Linked DNA regions of Mus musculus: region 2 is linked to region 1. The links are chromatin loops, found by intact Hi-C in ENCODE. Cell type or tissue: heart. All regions are shown on one strand. Links, peaks and the distances in the headings refer to the core of each region. The heading gives the core; the rest is flanking DNA. Region 1 overlaps Gm33388 (a long non-coding RNA gene). Region 2 has its middle 33 kb from the start of Inhbb.

Evidence for each region. Peaks named below come from ENCODE experiments on the same cell type or tissue, not always from the same donor. Only the 100,000 strongest peaks of a DNase experiment are listed, where the experiment ranks them.
Region 2: a loop joins it to region 1, with 2.4 times the contacts of the local background. A loop is called at or near these places in 2 of 42 quality-filtered maps.

The regions. Positions count from the first base shown.
Region 1 is chr1:119,315,939-119,328,099 of GRCm38, forward strand. Gm33388 (a long non-coding RNA gene) reads left to right here. Exons shown (of 4, transcript XR_878450.2): 4 at 3,374-4,706. Among named protein-coding and RNA genes, the nearest start is that of Gm33388, 17 kb to the left of the region's middle. In heart, for the core only: no CTCF peak of the experiment used is centred there; a DNase peak (open chromatin) is centred at 6,073; H3K27me3 peaks cover 355 bases.
Region 2 is chr1:119,383,045-119,395,205 of GRCm38, forward strand. No RefSeq gene overlaps it. Among named protein-coding and RNA genes, the nearest start is that of Inhbb, 33 kb to the right of the region's middle. In heart, for the core only: no CTCF peak of the experiment used is centred there; DNase peaks (open chromatin) are centred at 6,917 and 8,428; H3K4me3 peaks cover 514 bases; H3K27ac peaks cover 1,529 bases.

The DNA of each region.
Region 1 (12,161 bases), core at 2,542-10,541:
TGGATTACCTCTCTGTGAAACACTGTTGTTTTTGTTTGTTTGTTGTTTTTCTTTTTATGACATAGAAGCCATTAGAATGTCACTGCTTCTAGGCCTTCCCAGGGGGTAGGATGAGCAAATGTGGAGATGTGTTGTAACCCATGTGTGCACATGCATCTGAATTTAGCTTGTGTGTGTGCATGCACGTGTCCACATGTGTGCCATATGTTTGTACTGAAAACCCCAGTATACTACCACCATGACATTCTATAATTTTCTCTGTATTTGTGATAATTTCTTCTCTGAGGAAACCTGGCTGTCGTTATCTACACTATTTGTTCAACACTGGTATGCAGGTAGAGTCAAACTGTCTGTACCTGTATGGAAAATAGGTCTACTGAGTCCAAGACAATGCTTGTGTGGAGTACTGTTAACTTAGCCTTTTGACAGCCAAACAAAACATTGTTTTCCAGAGTTCCTCACCTCAGCTCTGTGGCCTTACCTCCTTCCATGTGACTATGCCACTCACATGTAATGAGGTTTAAGTCACTGCTACATTCTACAGTTCCTTTTATGTTTCCCCCAGCTGGTGATGTGTTCCAGTCTGTGTAAAATTTCCCTGTATGTTGTCTAGTCTACAGGTTTTACAGATACCCAACTATCTTAGTTCCTTTTCCTGTTGTGTTAATGAAACCTTTGACAATAGAGTAAGGCTTTGCTTTTGCTCACAGTTCAAGATACAGTCCATGGTGGGAAAGTCAAGGCAGCAGGACCTTGAAGCATCTAGTGGCACCCATTCTAGACTCTGGAAACAGAGGGCTGAATGCATGCACCCTCTCAGCCCCTTCTCTCTGTATTTAGACAGTCCAGAACCCAAGCTAGGAAGTGGCCACCATGGGAAGGTCTTCCCATTCAACTAATGCAATCAAGAGAACCTCCCAGGTATACCAGAAGGCCCATTTGCTGAGTGGTTCTAGGTCTGTCAAATTGACACTTAAAATTAACATGATACCAATCAATACCTCCTCCCAAACAATCCTGTCATCATCATTGGCTTTTCATCCTAGTGGTTTATTTTTGCAGATATTATTATGTAATGTGCGTGTGTGTGTGTGTGTGTGTGTGTGTACAGATGCATACATGCCACAGCATGTTGCAGTGGTCAGAAAACAGCTTTTGGGAGTCCATTCTTTCATCCTATCTTCCACCTTTGTGTGTGTTCTGGTATTAAGCTCAGGTCATCAGGCTTGTGCAGCAAGCACCTTTCCCCACTGGCCCATCTTACTGGCCCGTAGCTCCTTCCTCTTCAGTGCTGGGCAGTGTGCCACAGTGTGCACATTTTTTACGGTCTCCTTTAGAAGAAAGAATATCTGGGTTGTGCCCACTTCTGGTTGATTTATAAATAAAGCTGCTACTAGACATTCCCAAGGTCTGGGGAATTGGCTCAATCAATAACGTGCTTGCCATACAAGCAGGAGGACCCAAGTTCCCATTCCACAGAACCCTCATTTTTTAAAAAAGGAGTGTGTGGCAACATGCCTGTCAAGCTGGCACCAGGAAAGTGAGGACAGACAATCTATCTAGCCAGTGAGCTCCAGGTTCAGTGAGAATCACTGTTTCAAAAACTAAGGATAGCTGAAATGGCTCAGTGGGTAAAAGTGCTTGCCACCAAGTCTGGTGATCTGTCCTTGGTTGCTGGGAATCAATTTGGACACAATGGAAAGAGAGAACTGATTCCTACAAGTTGTACTCTGACCTATGGTTCTCTACATACTCATACACAGACAATAAACAAAGAAAGAAAGAAAGAAAGAAAGAAAGAAAGAAAGAAAGAAAGAATAAAATTTTAAAACTTTTTTTTGAAAAATAGTTTTTGTGGGTATCCGAGTTAGGATTTCCATTGCTGTGAAGAGACATCATGACCAAGGCAGCTCTTATAGAGGCAAACATTTAATTAGAGCTAGCTTATAATTTCAGAGGTTCAGTCCATTATCATCATGGCAGGAAACATGGCAGCATCCAGGCAGGCATGGTGCTGGAGGGTCTGAGAGTTCTACATCTTGTTCTGAAGGCAAACTGGAGAAGATTGATTTCTAGGAAGCTAGGAGGAGGGTCTCAAAGCTCACACCCACACTGACACACTTCCTCCAACAGGCCACACCTATTTCAACAAGGTCACATTTCCTAATAGTGCCACTCCCTGGGCCAAGCATATTCAAATCACCACATTCCACTTCCTGGCCCTCATAGGCTTGTTCAAACACATGAGTTTAAGGGACCCATACCTAAACTTAGCATAATGCATAAGACACTTAATCCAACTTCAAAAGTTCCCAGTCTATCACAGTCTCAACAATGTTTAAAAGTCCAAAGTTCAGTCTCCATGTCTGATGTCAAAGCATTCATCAGATCTCCTCCTTTTTGCTTTGATGACTGCAACAAACATCTTTCTCCTGAGTTGTTTCCACTCCCTGTTAGCAGTTTTCCTCCGCAGGTAGCCCATGGCTCTGCATCTCTAACATCTTGAGGTATCCAAGGTAACTTCAACTTTACAGCTTCTTGTTCCTGTGTCAGGGATCCACACATGATCTTTTGGGCTTCTCCAAAGGGCTTGAATCACTTCTCTAACTCTGTGCTCTGTAGCACTCAAGGCTCTGGTTGACTCTACTCCACTACTGCTGCTGTTCTTGGTGATCATTCCATGGTATTGGCATCTCTACATGCTGAGGTTTCTCACAGTGACTAGGCTTCACCAATAACCTCTCATAGGCTCTCTTCATAGTGCCAAGCTTCAACTCCTTTGCATGACCCTTTTAGTCCTGGGCCATCAACTGTAACAGATGCTGCACTTTCACCAATGGCCTCTCACAGTGCCAAGCCTCAGCTGTTCTCCATGACCCCTTCATGCTTTCAAAACCAGTACCACCTGGATAATTCTTATACATTGCCAAGTCCAGCTGCAGTATAAGGTACAACCTTGGCTACCTCTGAGACACAGCTTCTTTGTGTTCCCAGAAAACACTTCTCAGGAGATTTCATCTCAGTGATGCTGGTCTCTTCTTAATTATTCGCTAATTTCTTAGCTGGAGCTAACCAGCATCATCAATTGTCCCAGTAGCCTCCTTCTACTGTTGATTCTAAAGCCAGAGCCACATGGCCGAAGCTATAGAGTTCTGCTGCTTGCAAGAGCTAGTACATGCCCCCCTTGTATTATTACATTATCACCAGATTTCCATTTTCCAACCCCTTCACTGCCTAAGCTTGACTGTCTTGGAAGTTGCTCTATAGATTGACCTTGAACTCAGAGATCTGTCTTCTGAATCCTGGGATTAAAGGCATGTACCACCACACCTGGATTTAAGTTTTTCTTCACTTAGAACTTGTTCTGTTTTAGGCTACCCTGGAACTCAGAGATCTGCTTGCCTGGGATTAAACACATGAACCACCCTGCCTGGGACGAAGCTTTGCATGGCCACTATTCCTCAAGATCCTCATCAAAAGCCTGTGTCTTCCAGCCTCGAGATCTGGATCCATAGTTGTGCCCTCCATTTCTGGATTTTAGTTCATTCCAGATTAAAAGTCCAAATGAAAACAATAACCAGGTAATAGTAACACCTATGTATAACCCTACCCAAGGACATTTGACTGGGGTGGAGATGAGAGCAGAGCGAGTGGGATCTCTGTAAGAGAAACTGTGTCCCTGCAATCCACACTAAAGTCAGAGCAGTGGAACTCATGCTTCCCCAGCCCTCATCCCACAACCAGTCCTGATCCCATCTGGCCACAGAACTCTTCAAATGTCCCCAAGAAAGCCCAGAGAAGCCACAGTCTGAACTTTGTGTGTTCACTCTGCTATCTTATCTGTGTCACTTAGCACCTTCTAGAAAATAAGGGTCTGTTGGGGCTTGGGGTTTGTGTACAACGATGAGTTGTCATGAATGTTGTTTATAGGAACATGGGCAGCTTGCCAGTGAAGAAAACGTCCCTTCTTCTCACAACAACCATTAACTTCTGAGAGATCTTCAGGGATGGGGGGCTTTGCGGGGTGGAAAGCTGATGGACCCAGCCTTCTGCAGGTCTTCTGCAGATAATCATAGATGCTGGGGATCCAAGATTACGACAGTGATATCATGTCCTGATGTTGAACTCCATGGCACTCTACCGCTCCCTTAGGCCCTTACATTCCTCCCATTTCTTCACTAGTATACCCCGAGCCTGGAAGAGGTCACTATAAATGTCCCCTTTAGGGTTGAGCATTCATCAGTTATAAGCCTGCAGCAACCACGGCCTGCTTTATAAAGCATCTTCTCAGACCAAGGGGACACTCCCACAGAAACGATGGTTCCAGCCAGAGGTGCTGAGAACCCACCCGGAACCTGCTTCTCAACAGCCGGCTTCAACATAAGCCACACTCCCCATTAAGCCCTGCTTTGAGAGAGGAAGCATCATAACTGAACACAACTCACATGGCCTGTCATAGTATGTCTGCCATGGACCATGACACGGAATTCAACTAGTGTGGACACTGAGGGACTCCTTGAGGAAGCATCATCTCTACAGTGACCTAGAGGATGAACAGGTGTGACATAAAGTGACATGAATTAGATCTAAAGCCAAATGACACTGATGTTTGTGTGTGAAAATCCCATAATGAACCCCATTACTATGTATGGTAGCCTTAAAAAAACAAAGCAAAAACAATACATTAAAGAGAAAGAGATTGGGGGTGAGGAGATCTGAGTGTTCTCAATTGATCCGAATTCAATTTCCAGAACTCATGTTAAAAAACAAACAGACAAACAACAAGAAAACAAGGAATGTGGAAACAAATCCTGGGAGCTTGGTACAGCCATCCCAGCTTACTTGGCAAGATCCAGGCCAGGGGGAGACCCTGTCTCAAAAAAACAAGAAGGAGAGCTAAATTCGTCCTCTGGTGTCCACACCCATGTACACATAGTATATGTATATACACACACACACCTGATCCTGTAATGTGTACATACACATACAGAAGGGAAAAAGGAAAGGCCATGAAAGGTCACCCCAGGAGAAGGGCAGAGCCCGTGCAAGTACCTGGAGACAGGATGGCTCAGGATGGAGGGAGCCTGCCCATGCTGAGTCCTCAAGTCCAGGTGTGGAGAGGCCCCTGTGATGGGGACTGATGTCCCCTCTTCTGTCTACTGTCCTCTCAGAGTAGCTTCTATGACAGGGCAGCTTTCTCACGTCTTATTTCTTCATGTTTCACTCATTTCTCCAAATACCAAGTATGATTTCTTACAACCTTCATTCCCAATGGAGCAAGATGGCACCAGATGAGTAAGTCCCACTTGACCTTCTAGTGTCTGGGCTTGGCTTACTTGCTTCCAACTTGACTGTTCACCTTGGACCTCTGAGGGGGGGGGGGGTCCCTTCTTCACCTAACCCTGATGCCCTCAGCTCTCTCTCCTCTGTGATGGGGTCTGTTGCTAATCCATCCAAGGACTTTGAGCATCTCAAGAGCCCAGTTCTGACTGCACCCTTCATGGTTAGGGTACCTCTGATTTGGGACTCCCTGACCACCAACATCCTAGTTAGACCTTCATCTACTTGGGAGCCACCGTACAGTTGATGTCCAGAGCAAGAACAGTAGACCCTACTGTCACCGTTCTCCTTTGCTTTCCATGTCTACTTTAAAGTATGCCTGTCCCTCTGCAGTGCTGCTCCCAGACTCCTCTTTAAGTCAAGTCAAGGTCTCTCACAGGGAGTCTGAGGCAGACCCCCCTCCACACACACACATACACACCTATTTTTGCTTTTCTGTCTCTCTCTTTCCCTCCCCACAAACTCCCAGGACACTCTCTGTTGGGATATTGTGTCCTTCTATTGAACCTCAGGGCTTTTTAGGCTCTTGCAGGAGTGCCTAATCTTTTTGACACAGTGCCATAATTATTTTGGTCATCAGATGTTTTGGGCTCCATTCCTAGCTATCCTGGGACACTGGCTGGACATGCCTGGAAGTCATCATTTTCTAGAGGCCTTGCAGGTCTGTTGACTCTGGCCCACCCACCTGTGCAACCCTGCCCAGACCTTGTTCGCTCTCTCCTTCCACTCTGGGCTTGTCAGTTTCTCGGTCATTGCATAACCGATTCCCACAAAGGTTGGGAGCTAAGAACAACACTCAGCACTGATTATTTCACACAGTTCCTGAGGGACAGGAATTCGGGAGCGGCTGAGCCGGGTGGTTCTGGCTCTTGGCTCCTGCGGCCTTAGCAGAAAGACCTGCGGGCCACACTGCACCATGGAAAGGTGAGATGGCTGGGGTGTCTCTCAGGAAAGCCAGCCAGGGGACAGTGTTCTTCTCAGCTTTTCTTCAGGCTTAGAGACCTGAAGGGGAAGAAGCCACACAACAAAGAGACAAATGCACGAGAAAATTAAAAGATTTTACATAGCAGAGCATCTGTTTAGTAGCAAACAGCTGAGATCGCAGTCATCGGGAGGTCTCTGGGTACAGATCAGTAAGTGCTTGCCTACCATGTACAGAGCCCAATATCACATAAACCTGTCACAAAGAGTGAGGGAGATGGGGCATGAGGGAGAGAAAGGAAAGGAAAGGAGATCCCACCCACTCAAAGACAAGGGTCAGTGCCCCGCAGCTCTTGTTCCCAGGGTGATTGGAAGAGCCTTAGCTTTAGCTCTTTTGGGCTCTCACGTCACTGTCCACCCTGAGTCTGTCTGGCCAAAAATTGCCCTCACATGCCATTTCTCAGAAGGCACTCAGAGAGAGAGGGGACAATTCCCCACAGGAATTGCAGTCACCATGAGCAGACCCCACTCCTCCCATATCTCTCTGGGCTCGGACCGGTCTCATTCACTTGCCCTCTCTGGATTAGTGGAGCGGGCCAGGGCCTCCATCAGGAGCTGAGCTGTGCTGTAGAGTTTAGGAGTGACGGCTAAGGTCGAGGGACCAGCTGTCTAGTATTATACACATGTGTAGTTCCTCAGGAAAAGGCCCTAGACTGCATGCCCAGATGTCAGGAACCATAGGCACCAGGAAAGAAACATAGCTGCTGACTGTGGGGGAGTAGGCTACCTGACTGTGACCAGCAGAGACTTGAGAGTTCAGACCCCTAGTCCCTGGAAAGGGGGATCTGGAGAAACAGAAATAGCTGATAAGGTGGGGGTGATTGGGATCTTTACTCTGTTGGTGCAGCCTGCAGGATCTTACACGTTACAGAATAAGGCAAGGTTTAACAAAGCTGAGGTGTGAGAATTGCTGAGCATGGTGGGACACACCTTTGATCCCAGCACTTGGGAGGTAGAGGAAGGTCTTCGTGAGTTTCAGACCAGCCTGGTCTATATGGTAAATTCCAGGCCAACCATAGCTAGCTACATAGTGAGACTCACTTCCCGTTTCTTCTCCCCAAAAGAGGAATTTTTAAAAAGGAAACTGAGCAAGAGCTGGGAGATGGAGATGGTTCTGTGTGCAAAGCGCCTACTGCATGAACACGAGGACCCGAGTTCAGATCCCAGAACCCACATACAAGCTGGACAAGGCGGTACCCATCCGTGATCTCTGCACTCCATGCTGCTCATGAAAGACAGAGACAGGAGAATCCACAGACACTCTCAGGCCAGCTAGCCCAGCCTCTGTGGAGGTGAACAAGAGACCTGATCTCAAACCAGGTCAGGAGATGACTGATTCCCAAGGTCCTCTTCTGATCCCCACTCACAGGCACATTCACAAGCATGCTAGCATGTTCTTACACAGGCACATACACATACATGCACACACGCACACTAAGGGTTTCCTGGTTGGTTTTTCTCTGCTCTCATAACTACACAAATTATACAACTCCAGCCTCCAGCCTCACTGGTGACATCCAGTTGACTTACACAACCAAGGCAGCTGCCTCTGCATCCCCACAGCACCTCAGCCTACTTCCCACTGCCCTGCCATCAGGATCCCCAGCATCCAGGATCATAGAGACAATGTTTCTCCCGGACTCCTCATCAACACTCCTTATCCAACTCATTTTGCTTACCCTGGTGGCTTTGACAGTGTCTACACCAGAGTGCCATCCCCACCTGCCTCCATAGCAGCCCAGGTAACCAATGAGACACCTGCTATCTGGCTCTACTATCACATCTGGCTACCAAACCAGAGTAGCCCCAGGAAACCTAAGGTGCTCTGAGCTTCTGCGAATACCTGTTTGCTCATCATTATAACCCAATTAATATAATTATCCCCATTTAGTTTACTTTAGTGTTATTTTGAATTTGAAACAGGATCCAATGTAGTTCAGGTTAACTTCCAAGTTGCAATGTAGCCAAGGATGTCTTCAAACTTCTTACCCTTCACCCTCCACTTTCCAAGTACTGAGATTACAGTCTCGTACCACCATGCCTGGTTTCTGTGGTGCTGGAATAGAACCCAGGGTTTCGTGTACGCCTGGCGAGCACTTTACCCACCAAGCGACACCTGCAGCCCGTTCATCTCACATTTTAGTAAGCTTCTTCCAGGAAGCCCTCCTCTCGTGGTGAGATGCATCACCACAGCAGATGCAGACATTTCCAAAAGATCATTCATCCCAGAGGACACACAGTTTTTGGGGCGTCTGCCAGTCTCTCAGATGAAGCCAGTGCCCGTGACAACAGCCATGAGGCTCTTTAGATTTCCATCGAAGTTCAGTGGCTTTCGACTGATCCCTTCTGTCATCAGACTGACAACAGGGCAAGCACAAAAACAGTAGCCAGGACTGCCGCTTGACCTTCCTTACCTGCGCACATCCCCAGGGGCTTCTTCTCCAACTTAAAAAGCTCCAGGAGCCAGGGCTGAGGCAGGAGATCACAGTGAATCCTTACAAGGTATCAGCGTTACCTCTGAAAGATGCTGTCTAAGGACAACAGGTCAGTGGCCAGCACGGGAGAGGCTGCAAATGCCGCGTGCCTCACTGGTCCAGCCACCAGGAGGCCAGCCACTTGCATCCTCCAGCTAGAGTCTGTGTCATTGTCCCCCATCCCCACCCTACTCCAGACCTTAGCTTGGACATTATGTGGCTATCTGGTGAGTCTCTCTCAGGCCCCCTTCATCGGGGATCCCTTGGGAAAGGGTACCAGCCATGCCACAGACTTCCTGCAAGGCAGGCACCTGGCACAGTGTTCCCCTGATCAACTTAGTCCACTTCTGCTCACTCCTCCTGTGAGGTGCAATTTGCGCTAGGAATCTTTCCCCCTTCACTGGGCATGCTCATGCCCAGAGAATGATCTAAAAGAGTTCTTGGTAGTTTTGTTTCTGGAGTGCTGGCCCCCCATCTTGCCCCACAGTACTAGGCTACGAGTTCATGCTATCAGAGCCCTTGAGGAATGTTAGACAGCTCAGCAGATGCTGAGCAGGTCCTTTCCATGGGAATATTCTAAGCTTCTAATTAATTGCCAGAGCGACATATAGTCATTTTAGGAAAAAAAAAAAACAAACATTGGCAAAACACAGGCAAACAAAACCAAAATAAAATATGATAAACATCACTTGCAGTTCCATCAGCTATATGTGTCTATTGTTGGCTTTCTGGGAATAGCTTAAAGTGTGTGTGTGTGTGTGTGTGTGTGTGTGTGTGTGTGTGTGTGTAGATGGAGAGAGAGAGAGAGAGAGAGAGAGAGAGAGAGAGAGAGAGAGAGAGAGCATGCTTGCATCAAAGCACACCTGTAGCATGAACTACTTGCAAGAGTTGGTGCTCTTGTTCCACCATGTGAGTCCTAGCTTGGGACCCAACTTGAATTAGCAATCTTAGCAACAAGTTCCTTCATCTACTGAGCCATCTCCTTAGCCCATCCACCATATTATTTGAAACAAGCTCTCTGCCAAACCTCAAGCTCACCCATTCAAGTAGATCTGAATCTAGCAGGCCCCAGGGATCCTCCTATCTCTGCCTCCCGAGGAATGGGATCAGACTAATGGGCACATCTAGCTGTTTTCTGCGAGTTCTGGGAGAGCAAATTCAAGTCCTTCTCCAGTAAGTACTTCACTGCTGTCCATCTCCCCAGCCCTTGCTTCTGTGCTCTACACTTAATAAGCATAAATCTGTCACAGCATCGATGCCTGTTAACTGAGCATTGTCCACCAACCTTTACCCAGGCTCACATTTTCTAATGACCACCAGATCTAGGCATGCAGTGTTCCCTTATGTATTTGGCAAATCCCCCATTGTTGAACAGCATGTTTGTTTCTACTTTTTTTATTTATATAATCTCCTACAGCTAGCTTTGTAGCTCTATCTTTGTGTCTACCTTACCCATCCCCTTAGAGCTGAATTAGGGAACTTGAGACCCCTGAGCACTGGAACTATTTGACACCCCCTCCCGAAAAGGTTTGGAGTTAAATACGCAAAGCCCCTGTTTTCTTTCCATATTGGTTTTAAAATTTAGATTGAGTATCTCTAACCCTCCAATTCAAAGCCTGAAATATTTTTAAATTCTTTTGACTCTTTTGAACATGGACCTGATGTCACAAGTGGGAAATGACCCACATTAAAACAAATTGAAAAGATTGTATCTAACTATCTTCAGGCTTCATGTATGTTCTATATGAAGTATAACCATCACTCAAGGCACAGCCCACTTTAACCCCAGGAGACACACATGTCTAATCTGCTCCTAGATTCTAATCCATAGAACTGGAAGCAACATTAAATATTGATAGTTGCTCTACACCACCATGTTTTGAATGTAACCTTGTTTGACCTTGACAGACCTTGTTTCAAAGCCGCCAGTCCCTCCTCTTCTTTCTCCTCCTCCTGAGATCTCAGCCACCACAAACTTTGCTTTTCTTTGCTGTATTTAATCTGATGGGCTGGACTCTTTTGTCCCTATCTTCTCCAGTCCCAGAGCTATAGCAACCCTTAGCTAAGAGCTCAGCATGTTGCAAAATGCCTACTGTGTGCCCTGCTCTTGGCGCAGTGTTTGACCATTCATGGAAAGGACAATTTGATGTGCCATTGTCCCCACAGGGACACATGGTCACATTGTGGGGATACATGGTCACATTGTGGGGATACATGGTCACATTGTGGGGATACATGGTCACATTGTGGGGATACATGGTCACATTGTGGGGATACATGGTCACATCACAGGGATACATGGCCACATCACAGAGATACATTGTTACATCATGGGGATACATGGTCACATCACAAGGATACATGGGAGCTCCCTGGGCTCCCCACAGCAAACCATGGATGGGACTGTCCCACAGAAGACGTTCATTCAATTCTCAAAAAGGAGTGTGCGTCAGGGACTACTGGCATCATTTGTTAAAGTGAGGTCACTAAGGTACAGGCATCATACATACATCAAGTATGAACCCCCACTGACATAGTACCCATAGGTTGCCTCTGGAGCCTGGTGCTGCACAGCCAGCCAACACAGAAGCATCCAAATATCTGGCCATTAGAAGCACTGGGGTCCCTAGTTTGCCAGCACACCACACCTACTCAGAGTTAGACAAGGCCAAAAGTGAGGATCCTCTTTCCCAGCCTGGACTGGTTGAGTCTCTGGTATTACAAGGCATGGCCTCAGGCCTCCCCTTTCTTTGTAACCTTACTGCTCTCCCTAATCTCAGAGCCAGCAGAGAATCCCAGGGAAGAGGTGGCTGCCATCAGCCATCCAGCCAGCACAGCAGTGAGGACTCCACATAGAGTCTCCAAGGGCACAAGTCTAGAAGGGACAGGCCACTTGCCATCAAACAGCTGTGATACGAAAAAGTCACCTTTGTGAGATCATTCTCATCTACAAAACATGTGAAGATAACACATCTGATCTTTCAGACCTCTTGCATCGGTGTGTGTGTGCGTGTGTGTGTGTGTTTGTTGGAATATGTGTGGTTTTATGTGTCTGGTGCATTTATGTGCACTTTGTCTTGAGCCCAGAAGCTGACATTGGTGTCTTTCATTATTGGCCCTCTCTCTCTGAACTTGGGAGTCACCTAGGTAGCCATCTTGCCTCAGGGCTCTTTGGTCCCTGCCTGCAGAGCACTGGAATTGCAGGCTAGTCACAGTACCCAACAGGCTTTAAGCGAGTTCTGGAGTCCTGGGGAGCCGGATTCCAATCCACACACTTGCCCCTCAAGCACTTTATCCACTGAGTAGTCTCCACACTACTCTAGGATATGAGACATTTACTGTCACTCCTAAAAACAGTTCAAGAAA
Region 2 (12,161 bases), core at 2,752-10,751, 67 kb after region 1:
CCCAGGGCTGGCACCACCCACAGTGGAAAGGCCCTTCCATATCAACCATTAGCCAAGAAGAACCCTACAGACTTGCTGACAGGCCAATTTTATGAGGGAATTTTCTCCACTGAGATTCTTTTTTTTCCCCAGTGACTCTGACTTGTGTCAAGTTGACAAATCAGCAGTAGCAGCAGCAGCAGCAGCATCACCTAACCAGGACATCCACACCGACCCACTGCTCCTCTTTAAAGGCCACCTGTACTTCACTGGAGAGCTGTCAGCTAAGAGCTGTCCTGTGAGGGGTCTTACAGTCAGGGATCCCTGAAGCACCATCCAGAGCCCAGGAAAGAAAGTCCCTCATTGCAGATCTCTGACCCTGCTCCAGTCATGGCAAGGTTGAGGGAGGCAGGTAGAGCAAGACGCCTCTCCATCTTCATAAGACCAAGGAGTGCCCTTCCATGGCCAGTTGCCTAGTCAGGACTCATCTGTTCCTCACCACAGCCTGTGACGTCGATAGCCTGACTATTGTCTATACTCGACAGATGGGGAAACTGAGGCCGACATCATCATCAATGTGGTATTGAAGCTGACAGTAACACTAAAACTTTCAAGACTCCATAACAAACGTTCTACATCAGAATGAGAACGTGGTGGCCCATCTCGGGTAGATAGGTACCCCTGGTGTCCCTGTGTCCCCCAGCAGGCAGACCATTCCAGAGAAGGCTAATGTAATTGATGACCAGGAAGGAGCAGAGCTATCCTTCTAGAGAAGGCTCAGAATTTAGCCTAAGTGACAGTGTGGTCACTGACAAGCAGAACAAAGTTGGACAAGCAGCTTAGCATTGAATGTACATGTGCACAGAGAGGGAGGGTGAGGGAGGGAGGGAGAGAGAGGGAGAGAGAGGGAGAGAGGGAGAGAGAGAGAGAGAGAGAGAGAGAGAGAGAGAGAGAGAGAGAGAGAGAGAGAGAGAGAGAGAGAACACATGCACACGCAGCCCCCTCCACCGGCGCTCTCAAGTGCCCTGTGTGAGTGAGTGGGTGGATAGTGGGAGCCGTGAAGCCGCTTCCCGGAGACAATCTCTGCAGCTCACTCGGAGCCCCCTTCTTGGCTGGGTGTCAACCCCAGCCTTATGCACAGGCAGCTGCCTCTAGGGAATGATTTAAAGGGCTCCAAGAAGCAGTCCACCCGTTGAAAATGGCCCCCATCCCTGGCCAGCATGCTCACCTACCTGCCACGGGCCTTTCTAAAAGCGTGCTGAGATCCTGAAGCCAAGGAGACTGCCCACAGTGGACTCCGAGTCCTGGCACTGCACCGAGGGACCCCCCCACAGCCTTCATTGTGTCTGCCCAACACCCACTCTGCCTCCCCACCCCTCAACGGGTTCAATCTGTAGCTCAGGATCCTCTTGGTTATAATGGGGGATCCCAGGCCCAGAGAGTGATGAGGCCATTCAGGCCTCTAGTGGGTAGGAGCAGAGTTTGTGCTCCCACCTAGGGACCTGGGCCACTTCACTTTGCCATCATAGTATAAAGTCCAAAAATCAGACCATCCCAAGACTAGGCCATCTGCAAAAACAGAGTGGAAACCCAGGTGTAGGGACTGAGGAGGAAGGGGGAGATGAGGGAGACGAGGGGGGGAGTGGTGGGCACTCGCATGAGGGTTGGGGGTCAGTCCTAAGGAAGTCTGTAGACGTCACAGTTCAGCCATCTGAAGCTGACCTAGAAGCTGAGGTGCTCGTCTGCAGCTGGAGTCTCATCACTTGGGAGGCTAAAGCAGGAGTCTCTCCAGTTCAAGCTCAGCCTGCACGGTGAGCCTGTCTCAAAACCAAAAACTCAGAAAAAAAAAAAAGCAAAGCAGCAGGGGGGGGTGGCACCGGACAGGTACAAGGGACATGGAGACAAGTGGGACGGGGGTGCATGGGAATCACAAAGAGCCAATAAAATGTTAAAATGAATTAAGTAGTTAATTAAAGAGAAGTGGAGGCAGGAGGATCAGAAACTGACGGTCGTTCTTTATACTTCGTAAGTTTGAGGTCAGCCTGAGCAACCGGTGACCCGGCCTTAACCTTCCTCCGGCTTTTCCCCTGAAGAAGAGGTTCTGGAAGGGAAATGGGGAGCCGTGTTCTGGTTAAAGAACTCCGAGGCCTCTAGTGACTCTTCTCAGTGAATACTTCTAATCATCAGGGTACTCCATAAGGACATCCAACCAGGGTCTCTATTTTCAGATATTCTCTCTATTCTCATGAGGAAGTTGAAGCACAGAGCAGGTAAGTAACTTGATCAAGGTCACACAGCTGGCAAATAACAGAATCTGGATTCCCAGTCAAGTCCCTGACCCCAGAAATCTTTTTTTCCCCACACTCTGGGTGGTGTGTGTGTGTGTGTGTGTGTGTGTGTGTGTGTGTGTGTGTGTGGTATGTGTGTGTGTCTGTGTGTCTGTGTCTGTGGGCAAAGTGTCTCAGTATACTCTGTCTTGAACTCTTGTACATGGTCAAAGCCTTTTAAAATAGGTTGCTGAAACCAAATCAAAGATCTCGTTCTCCTTTTAAAATTTTAAAATATTGTTACATGTATTTATTGTGTATGTGTGTCTGTTTGCACAGCCATTACCATGTGGGTGTGTGTAAGCACATGGATAATGCGGGAAACAACTTGTGAAAGCCGGCTCTACCCTTCCACCGTGAGATGTAGGAATCAAACTCAGGTCCTCAGGCTTGGCAGCAAGCACCTTTACCCACTGAGCCATCTTGCTGATCTCCAGAGTTCAGACTCTTAGTACTGTACTAAGCACTGCACACTGACACTGTCACCTAGAGCAGTACCTTCACTGGCCACCTTCTCACCTGTGATCGTCCTAATGGTAGAGTCCAGGCCTAGTGACAGACCAGCCACCTGGATGCTTTGTCCTATTTGTCTTTCCTTAGGTTCCCCTGTCGTTCTCCCTGAGAGAGACAGTGTCTGAATGTGGACGGGGACATAACCCCGGAGCAGGTCTGCATCTCCACAGGAGCATCGCTGGTCTAGGGCAAGTCTACATGGCTTTTGGTAATTCCAGGGGCTTCCTTTGTATGGCTATAAAAAGGAGCCAACCTATAGCAATTGTCTCAGGTCACATGCTGACATCTGACTCAGAGGGAGGGTGTCTTCTGGCCAGCAGAGGGTCCCTCCAGACAGGAGACTAGGGAGAACTGAGAACGGAGATGAGGTGCATAGACCTAGGGACCTTGGAATCAAGAGGACCCAAGCTTTGGGATAGGATAACACGAGAAGCTGAGGAAGAAATCTGTAGGCCGACTGCTTCAGAGCACAGTAGGCTGAGGAGTGGCTGGTGTCTGGAGCCACTGCCAGCCGAGGAGGCAGGCAGGAGGGTCAGCCAGCAGGTACCAAGGCCAGGGTACCCGTGATAAGAGTGCCTAAGTGCCTGGCAGTTAGCAGTTCATCAATGACCTTGGTAAGTCTGTGGTGGTAGTGGAGAGCAGGAGGTAGCTGTGGAGGGCTTCTGGGAGTCAGTGGGAGCTGTCAGGAGGAACAAGCCCTCCCACAGAGAAGATAGCTGGGAACACCAAACACCAGTGATAAGGAATGGGCAGATGTCAGGGTAGGCTGACCTGGGACTCTCAACAGATGCAGCATCCTGAACCTGGCAGGGTAGAACAGTGCAGAGCAGCTACTTCCAAGAACAGGGAGGACTCTTCATTGACGTCCACCAGTCCAACCCAGCTAGACTTGGCCCTGGTCAGCACATGACACATTGCCCTTACTGAGTTACGAATATGGGCTTTAATGTTTATGTTTCTATGCAATTTCTACAACTGAGTGGGCAGACAGATGGCTAGTCGGGTAGGAGAATGGATGGATGAGTGGGTGGAGTGTGGGTGGATGGGTAGGTGTATACGTGCTGAGTGGAGGGATAAGTGAGTAGCTAAGTAAGTAGGTAAATGGGTGAGGTCATGTGAGATTGTGTGATAGATAGATGGACAGATGACAGACGGCTGAGAGTGAATGGCAACACCAGGACATGGGATCAGGTGGCAGTAGCTAAGTGACCAGTTGGTCACAGCACCATTTTGAAACAAACCAGAAACAATCCAGTGCAACGTTTTCCTGCGAATACAGAAAGCCCCAGAAACTCACATAGAGCTTGGATTGGACAATTGCCATCTTGATCACGAAATCCAAGGCCTTCTTCCCACTGCCCTCAGAGGAGGAGACACCAGCTCTCCCAGCCACTCCCACATGGAGGAGATGGCAGGTAGCTACTGGGAGAGTGAGAGTTTACATGGATGACTTCCCGGGCTAGGAATAAACCCTGAGGCCTCAGGAATCCAAGGTGGAGGAGCAGTTAGAAGGGACTTAAGGTCACCTTCAGCTACTTAGAAAGTCCATGTCAAGCCTGAGTTACTGACATAAAGAGAGCGGTGGCTATGGTGGCCCATGCCTTTACTCCCATCCCTGGAAGGGAAGGCATGGGTACCGAGTCAGCCTGAGCTGAGTGGAGCTATTTCTTTAGAAGGAGGATGGGGGTAGGGAAGGGTTGAAGACGACTCTCTTTCTGCTCATTACCCACATCATGACATAAGCCGTTGATTTAACCTCTCTGAGATTCACCCCTCTGGTAATTGCCCAGGGGTATTAGCAGGGAAGAGAGGGTCACGTAGACAATAAATGTCAGGGCTGGGGAAATGGCTCGGTGGAGAACACTTGCTGCCTTCTGGAGGACACATGTTCAGTTCCCAGCACCCACATCAGGCGGCTCACAATGGTGACTCCAGCTTCAGAGGACCTAACAACCTCTGCTGGTCTCCGGGGGCATCTGCCCAGACACACAGGACATCCCCACAGACACATAGACACATAAATAAAAAGCAAACTTAAATAAGCAAACAATAAAGACTGGACACGTGGCTCAGTTGTAGGGTGCTTGCCTGGCATGTACAAGTCTGGGTCCAACCCTAGCACCCCATAACCTAGCATGGTTATTATACACCTGACCCCTAGCACCCCATAAACCCAGCACGGTCATCGCACACCTGTTACTCTCCGCACTTACAAAGTGCAGGCAGAAGGATCGGAAGTTCTAAGTCATCCTCAACCCATAGCTACTTTGAGGCCAGTCTGGGCTACATAAGACCATGTCTATAATGAATGGCATTCGCCAACACAATGTCACATGACTTAAATTTCAGCACATGGGAGGCTGGGGCAGGCAGGTCTCTGTGAGTTGGAGGCCAGTCTGGTCTACATAGTGAGTTCCAGGACAGTGAGAGCTATAAAGACAGATTCTGTTTCAAACAAACAAAGCAACCGAAGAAAATAAATAAATAGCATTTTAGCTCTGCATCCAGGGAGAAAGCATTAAAAAGTAAGTATATTTCAAAAAATATAAATAAATAAATAGATAGATAGATAGATAGATAGATAGATAGATAGATAGATAGATAGATGGATGGATAGCAAGTTTCCTGTACAGCTCACTATGATCAGACAGAATAATAGATTAATAGGGCCTTACAGCCAAGGTGTTAACCGCGGCATAAGCTTGTTACTGCATTTTAAATCTGTAAGATAAAGGTCTGACCAGAAAAGGTAGGAGGCTGACCCCAGATCACACAGGAAAAAAAAAAAAAAAAAAAAAAAACAGCAGGAAGATGTCTTCAACTCCTGCTTAAGCATCTCTTAGGTCCTTTCTGAAATCTGGCAAAGAGCTCTCCCCACCTTCCAAAGCCAGGCAGGCCCTACTCATCTTTGTCCCCTAGTCCCCTCCCCCTTCTCCAGGCAAACACGATTTCATTCAGCCTCAAACGTGTGAGAAGCTGAGGCTGATGCATAATTCATGACGGTAATTTGCATTCCCTCGCCAGGCCTCCAGCCTCCTCCCCGCCCCCGCCCACCCGCTCCTCCCGTGAGCATCTGCCTTCCCAGGGACGTTAGCTCAGGCACTCGCGTCTTGGGATGCCCAGACCAGGACCGGTCTCACAGAGCCAGGAACGGGTGTGAATCCCAAGACATTCCTTTCCCTTGGGACCATGTCAGAGGCAGGCTCAGGACCCTGTGGGGGTCGCCTTGAGGCAGGACAAAAACCTGCAGGTGCACTTGAAAGCCTGCATGCATGGAAGAGCTCCTTCCCGGGAGGGTGTGCCAAGCCCCCGGGTGGCCAAGGTCAGGTTTGTTGGCTCCCAGCCATCGCCAAAGCTTCTAGGATGAGAAGCCAGGTCCTGCGGGGGCCCAAAGCCTTCCTCCTCTGTGCTGGTGTCTCGGGGACTCCCACACTGCTACAGAGGGCTTGGCTGTGGCCTGGGGGAGCAGGAGACCTTGACTTTATCTGGACATTCTTAATTCCAACCTTTCCCTGGAGTGGGATGGCAGGGGAATGCACACTGCCAGAGACTCCCTTCCCCAAGACCCAGAACTGGCCGCATGCAGGATCTGTCAAGCCAGGCTCATCCATTCAGGAGCTTCGTGGTGTGAGGCTCCCAAGACAGAGAGGTGACAGCTCACAGAAGTCAAAAGGAGCCTATGAGACCACAGATGGGACTGGCCACCTGTAGCTGGTGCCCTAGACTAGCGATCTCTAGGGCAGGCTGCTTAGCTGGCTGAAGGGGTCTCTGAGATATGTCACACTGCTAGAGCCTGGACTCAAACCTGGGTCCCTCACAGAAGGTCCATACAGTTGCTCTACCAGATGCCTCAGGAGCAGGGATAAAGGGTGGGTTGATACATGTCCAGGCTGCTGAGGGGGACAAGGGGACAGCCCACTGAAAATCTTAGCTTTGTGGTATTCCCTGGGCTTTGAGAGGTCAGCCAAGCTTCCAGACCCTCTCCCCAGCCTTGGCCTCTGGGGCCTTCTGTTTTGTCTGCCAGACTCAATCCAGTATCTCACATCTTTCCTCGGAAACCCTTGCTGCAACTGCCTCCTGCCTGCCTGGGCCTCACGCCCAGGGCCACAAGAGATAATCAAGAGCCTGGGGATTACCCTAGAGACTAGAGACACCCACACACACAAGGCTGTCTAGGGACAACTGACAGAGCCTGTGACCTACAGTTCTGGCCCTAAGGGGATATCCTCTCAGAGGGGGAAACTGAAGCATATTCAGAACTGAAGTTTTCTGTCTTAGAGTTTAAAGTTCTTGGTGTGTGGAGGGAGGAGAATTTGGGGGTGCAAGAGGAAAAAAGGGGGAGCTACACTGGCAGAATCAGAAGAGAGTTGGCCATTGTGCGCACCAGTAGCTCAACTTTGGCCAGGAACCTAGCCACTGAGCGTTGCTAAGAGACCAGGCAGTGGCCCTTTTATGCAGACGAAGATGCTGAGTCCAGAGAGGTTTAGAAACCTGCCCAGGCAGCATAGCTGCGTCTCCCATTCTACCACATTCCTCTCTCTTTCCAGTCAAGAATCTTTCTTCAGTCCCTAGAGAACACCCTTTCCTTTGTTCTGATGGGTAAACTGAGTCACGGTGCTATAATTTTGGGAATTTTCTACCAGGTTCCTCCCTCATTGTTTCTTAAATTTCTCACACCATGGATGCTTCAGGCCCCTCTCTGCTAAGAAAGGGCAAAGGCCAGAGAAGTGACTTTAGCTTTGCCACAGTGGCAAGAGTGGCAAATGGGACGAACACCCAGGCCTGTGACTTTGATTTTGGTCCCACAGCCTTTGGAGCCCTAGAGCAACATGAATGTTTACTGAGCTGTGAGCCTGGGACCAGATGCCTGGATACAGGATCCAACGTACTGTGCTGTGGCCCTGGCTTATTCCTGGGTGCACAGTGTGAAGTAGTGGCAGCCATTCTGGCCTCACAGGTCCCAGGAAGGACCAAATGAGGGCATACATACAGGGAACCCATGCAGGGCAGGACAGCAGTGTGGTGCTCTGAGCTGCTCTGAGTGAGTCACAACCTAAGGCGACTGCTGTTAATCCCAGCTGGCTCAGAGAATTTAAAGGCGTTGGCAGAGCAACACTGGTCCTCAGGATCTTATTCAGCTAGTGTGGTGTGTCCCAGTGGTAGGAGGGGCCGGTCTGCAGGACCACTCTGACAGAGTAGTCAAGGTCATTCAGAGACTTGGCCATTTAGTGGTGAGACAGGTTATTTTGTAGCCTAGGCTAGCCTCAAACTTACTATGTAGCTGAAAATAACCTGGAACTCCTGACTCTCCTGCCTCCTCTTCCTCCTAAGTGCTGGAATTGCAGGCATATGCCGCCACATCCTGAGGATGGAACTCAAGGCTTCATGCATGTCAGGCGAACAATCTCCCAGCTTAGCTATGCCTCCAGCTCAAGTTTATAGAATTTTTAAAACTTGTAAAAACCTCTCTGGCATTTGTGAGAGGGCCAGGTCAGGGCTTTCAGATGCCAGGGGCACAATTAAGCCATAACTGTCCTCTGATTGTTCAGTTTACCAGCCTTATCTCTCTTCTAGGCTGTAATTGTCCCTTGTCCAGGGTTGGTGGCTGGACCAAAGCCAAGTGCCTGTTCCCTGGTGGAAGCTGCTCTTGGCCCTGGCCTCGGCAGAGGTTCCCACCCAAGTCTTTTCCATCTGTCCCCACAGTACAACCAGGCTTACAGCCAGGCTCACAGGTAGCCTGGTCCTTCTCCTGAGCGTGCATGTGACAGCTGTTACTGCCATTACCCACTCTGGTCTCATACGGATGGATGTTAGAGAGGAGGCTCCCAAGATTCAGAAAAGCCCAGCAACTACTCACGAGCCTGCAGCCAGGAAGGAAGTAGCCAGGGGGCTTCTAAGAGTTTCTTCTGTGAAAGAGTACTGAGAAGTGGGGACTCAGGGCCCCCCACTTTGCACCTTCCCAGGGCCAGGGACGCAGCTGTCCATTAGCTAGTTGTGACTCTACAGGAACAAGCCCTCCGTGCACTCTGCCAGAGCTCTCCGGAGGGCCCAACTCTCTCATTCCTGGGTCACTGAAGGGCTATAAGGATGTGATAGGACCTCTGGGAAGTCTTGCTTGCTGGCACCTAACTTTCTGAAGCAGTCTATCACCAGGGCTCCAGCTGCTTAGTACCAACCTTGTTCCCCACACCTGTGAAATGGGCAGATAGCCTGTGACGTGCTCTGCCCCGTAGAAATCTCTAAGGTCTAGGAGGTTTGGAGGGTGATGTCCAAGGCTATACAGCACTGATGGGCTTCCTGTGGATACAAGGTGTTCAGTCCCAGGCATGAAAGGACAAACTCCTGGCTGACTTCCCTGAGAGCACATGACAGTGGAAGGGGATGTGTTATGGGCAGGGGTGGGAATCTTTAAATATACATTGTATAGCAGTATGAAATTCTTAAAGGGTAAATCTTTAAAGATTTGTTTTATTTTTTAATTGTATGTATATCTGTGTATCTGTATGTATATATATACCTCTGTGTACATGTGGATCTTCTCAGATACCACAAGAAGGATTTGGATCCCTTGGAGCCATAGTTACAGGTGGTTTTGAGCTGCCCAGCATAGGTGCTGGGAACTGAACACTATGAACAGTAACTGAGGCATCTTTCTAACTCTATAATTAACCATTCATACACACACACACACACACACACACACACACACACACACACATATATATATACATGCATGGATGAGAAACAACAGCCCTTTGGGTGTTCTTTGACATCTCGATGCCCACCCAACCCCCAGGCTCTCCCCTCCACCCCTCCAACCCCTGTGATTATCAGCACCCAAGAAACCCCAAAATGGTAGTCCTGAGGGCCTAGGGTTTCCTAGGTATTCAGCATGTGGAATGTGGAGGCCGGAAAATCAGAGGTTCAAAGCCATCCTCAGCTGCATACAGAGTCCAAGGCAGCCTGCACAACCTGAATGCCTATCTCAAAAACGTTGTTCTTCAGTGGGAGAATGCACTGGAGAAATGGCTAAGATGTTAAGTGCACTTGCTGCTCTTGCAGAGGACTTTGGTTTGGTCCCAAGCCCCCACAATGTGGCTCACAGTTCTGGTTCCAGGGGCTTTCATGCCTCCTCTGATCACCATGTGGTCATTGGGCACAAAACAGGGGTCCTGAGAGCAAGGACAATGTGGGAAGAAGAGGACCCAGGATCCTGAAGTTGCCCCTGTGGGTCTGGGAGGACAGTTATCCATCAGACTCCCATCTCAGAGCCCCGCTAAGCCTAACACTGCCCCTTTCTCTGAGCATGCTCCTCCAGGCTGGACCAGCTGAAGCCCTATGTCGCTTTCCAAATTAAATTGCAAGCCTTGTAAGCAGCACTGTGACCTTGTCCAAGTTGCTGGATATCTCTGACCTTTGGTCTCCTTAAATGAAAGTGTGATAAGGGTTTAAGTTGCTCAGAAAGCGTGGCTGGAGGCCACAGACTGGAAGGGTTGCTGTTTCCTTCTGCTCATCCTTGCACAGTCGTTGGCTAAGCATTGAAGGCCAAGGCCACTCAGGCTGGCTACGCTCAGGTGTGGCATTGGTTTTGTCCTTCTAATGTTTGTGTGTTTGGGGTGCACTTGTGTGCACTCGAAGGCCAGAGTACAACCTCAGATGTCATCCCCAGGAATCCTGTCTGTACTCTTTGAAACTGGGTCTCCAACTGGCCTATAACTCACCAAATAAGACTAGCCTGAGTAGTCAGCAAGCCCCAGGCATCCTCCTGCCTCCATCTTCCCAGTACCAGGATTGCAGGTACATACCATCATGCCCAGTGATTTTATATGGTTGCTGGAGCTGGGCATTGCATCTTTATGGACCAAGCCATCCTGCAGTCCCCAGAGCACTGGTTTCCACTCCTATTTTGAGCTATGTTTACTCCGGCTTGGGCCCTCACTGACCCTGCTCCAGCCTTTGGTGTGAGCCACAACCTGCCCCCTTCACAGGAAGTGGCTCCTGATAAATCCTGGGCAGTAGTGGCTCCATAGTTGTCTACTGACACACCCACCAGGGTCTGCCCTCCCACCGCTTTCTGCCCAGATCCTGGCTGTCACTTGGCAAGCGCATTTGTTGAACTGGCATCTCCAGCTCCAAGCACCACCCAGGGCAGGCCATCATACCCACAAGAGCATTTGATCCCACAACCATTGGAAAGAGGGTCCTTAGCCCATTTCATAATTAGTGAGGGCCATGATGGCCCAGAGCTATGGCAAACAGAGCTCCTAACTGGTTGACAGGTGTGCCCAAGGTCATGTCAAACCTACTCTAAATTCTGTGGGCTGAGAATGGAGACCTGCTGCCAGCCTGAGATCCTTGGATACCCAGTAGTGGACCCCAAGGGGAATAGAAAATGAGCTCTCTGCAGGGCAGGGATGGGTCCAGGGCCTCCTGTGTACCAGCCTTGTATCCCTCCACTGAGCCATCTTTTCACTTTCAGTTTTGAGCCACTAAGCTGCACACGCAGGAACTTGAAGTTGCCTGGTTCCTTCTGCTTTGGCCTTGTATAGTTAGAATTGTAAGTATGAGCTGCCATGCCGGGTTCCAGAATAGGCTGTTGCCCAGCCTAAGACTATTTGGGTCTCAATATCTGTCATAAGAGACTCAGTTATTCTGCTGTAATGGGGAGAGGCAGTAGACTCCAGGCCACACCAGAGGATAGAGACCCTGTGGAAAGCACAGGATCTATTGGTACCCCAGCAGCACTGGGGACAGGAAGGAAGAGAGGAGTAAACTAGGGTGGGTAAGACATGGGTATCTGTCATATGATCCTGGAGAGAGCATACAGACTAAGCAAAGTGCTGGGCAAACAAGGAGCTCCACTGCTGCCTCATGCTCCATTCCTCCTGCCCCAGCCTCAGGAGCCACCAGAATGGGAAGAAGCTGCTGTGCCCCTGGATGAGAACAGAGGAAGGCCAGGGACTTCAGCAGGCTGGGTGTGGGACAGGCTGTCAGGGCTGAGAAGGGAAGGGTCCTGGAGCAACTCCCCACATCAGGAGTACCCTGAGGCTATGGGTGAAAGTGAAGGACCTGATCTTAAAGAAAGATATCCTGGGGTGACAGCCCCCTCCCCAAACCTCCAGGACAAACAGGCATCATGTCCAAGTGGTTCAACCATAGAGAAGGAACATTCACAGACCAGAGAACACGACGGGTGCTACGTTAGGTCCTTTAAAACTGATACATCAGCCAATCTCTGACCAGGAGAGTAGGTGCCAGGTGAGTTTATTGTTATCGTGATAGAAGTTAGAGTCATCTGGGAAGAGAGAGCCTCAGTTGAGGACTTGACCAGATTAGACTGGC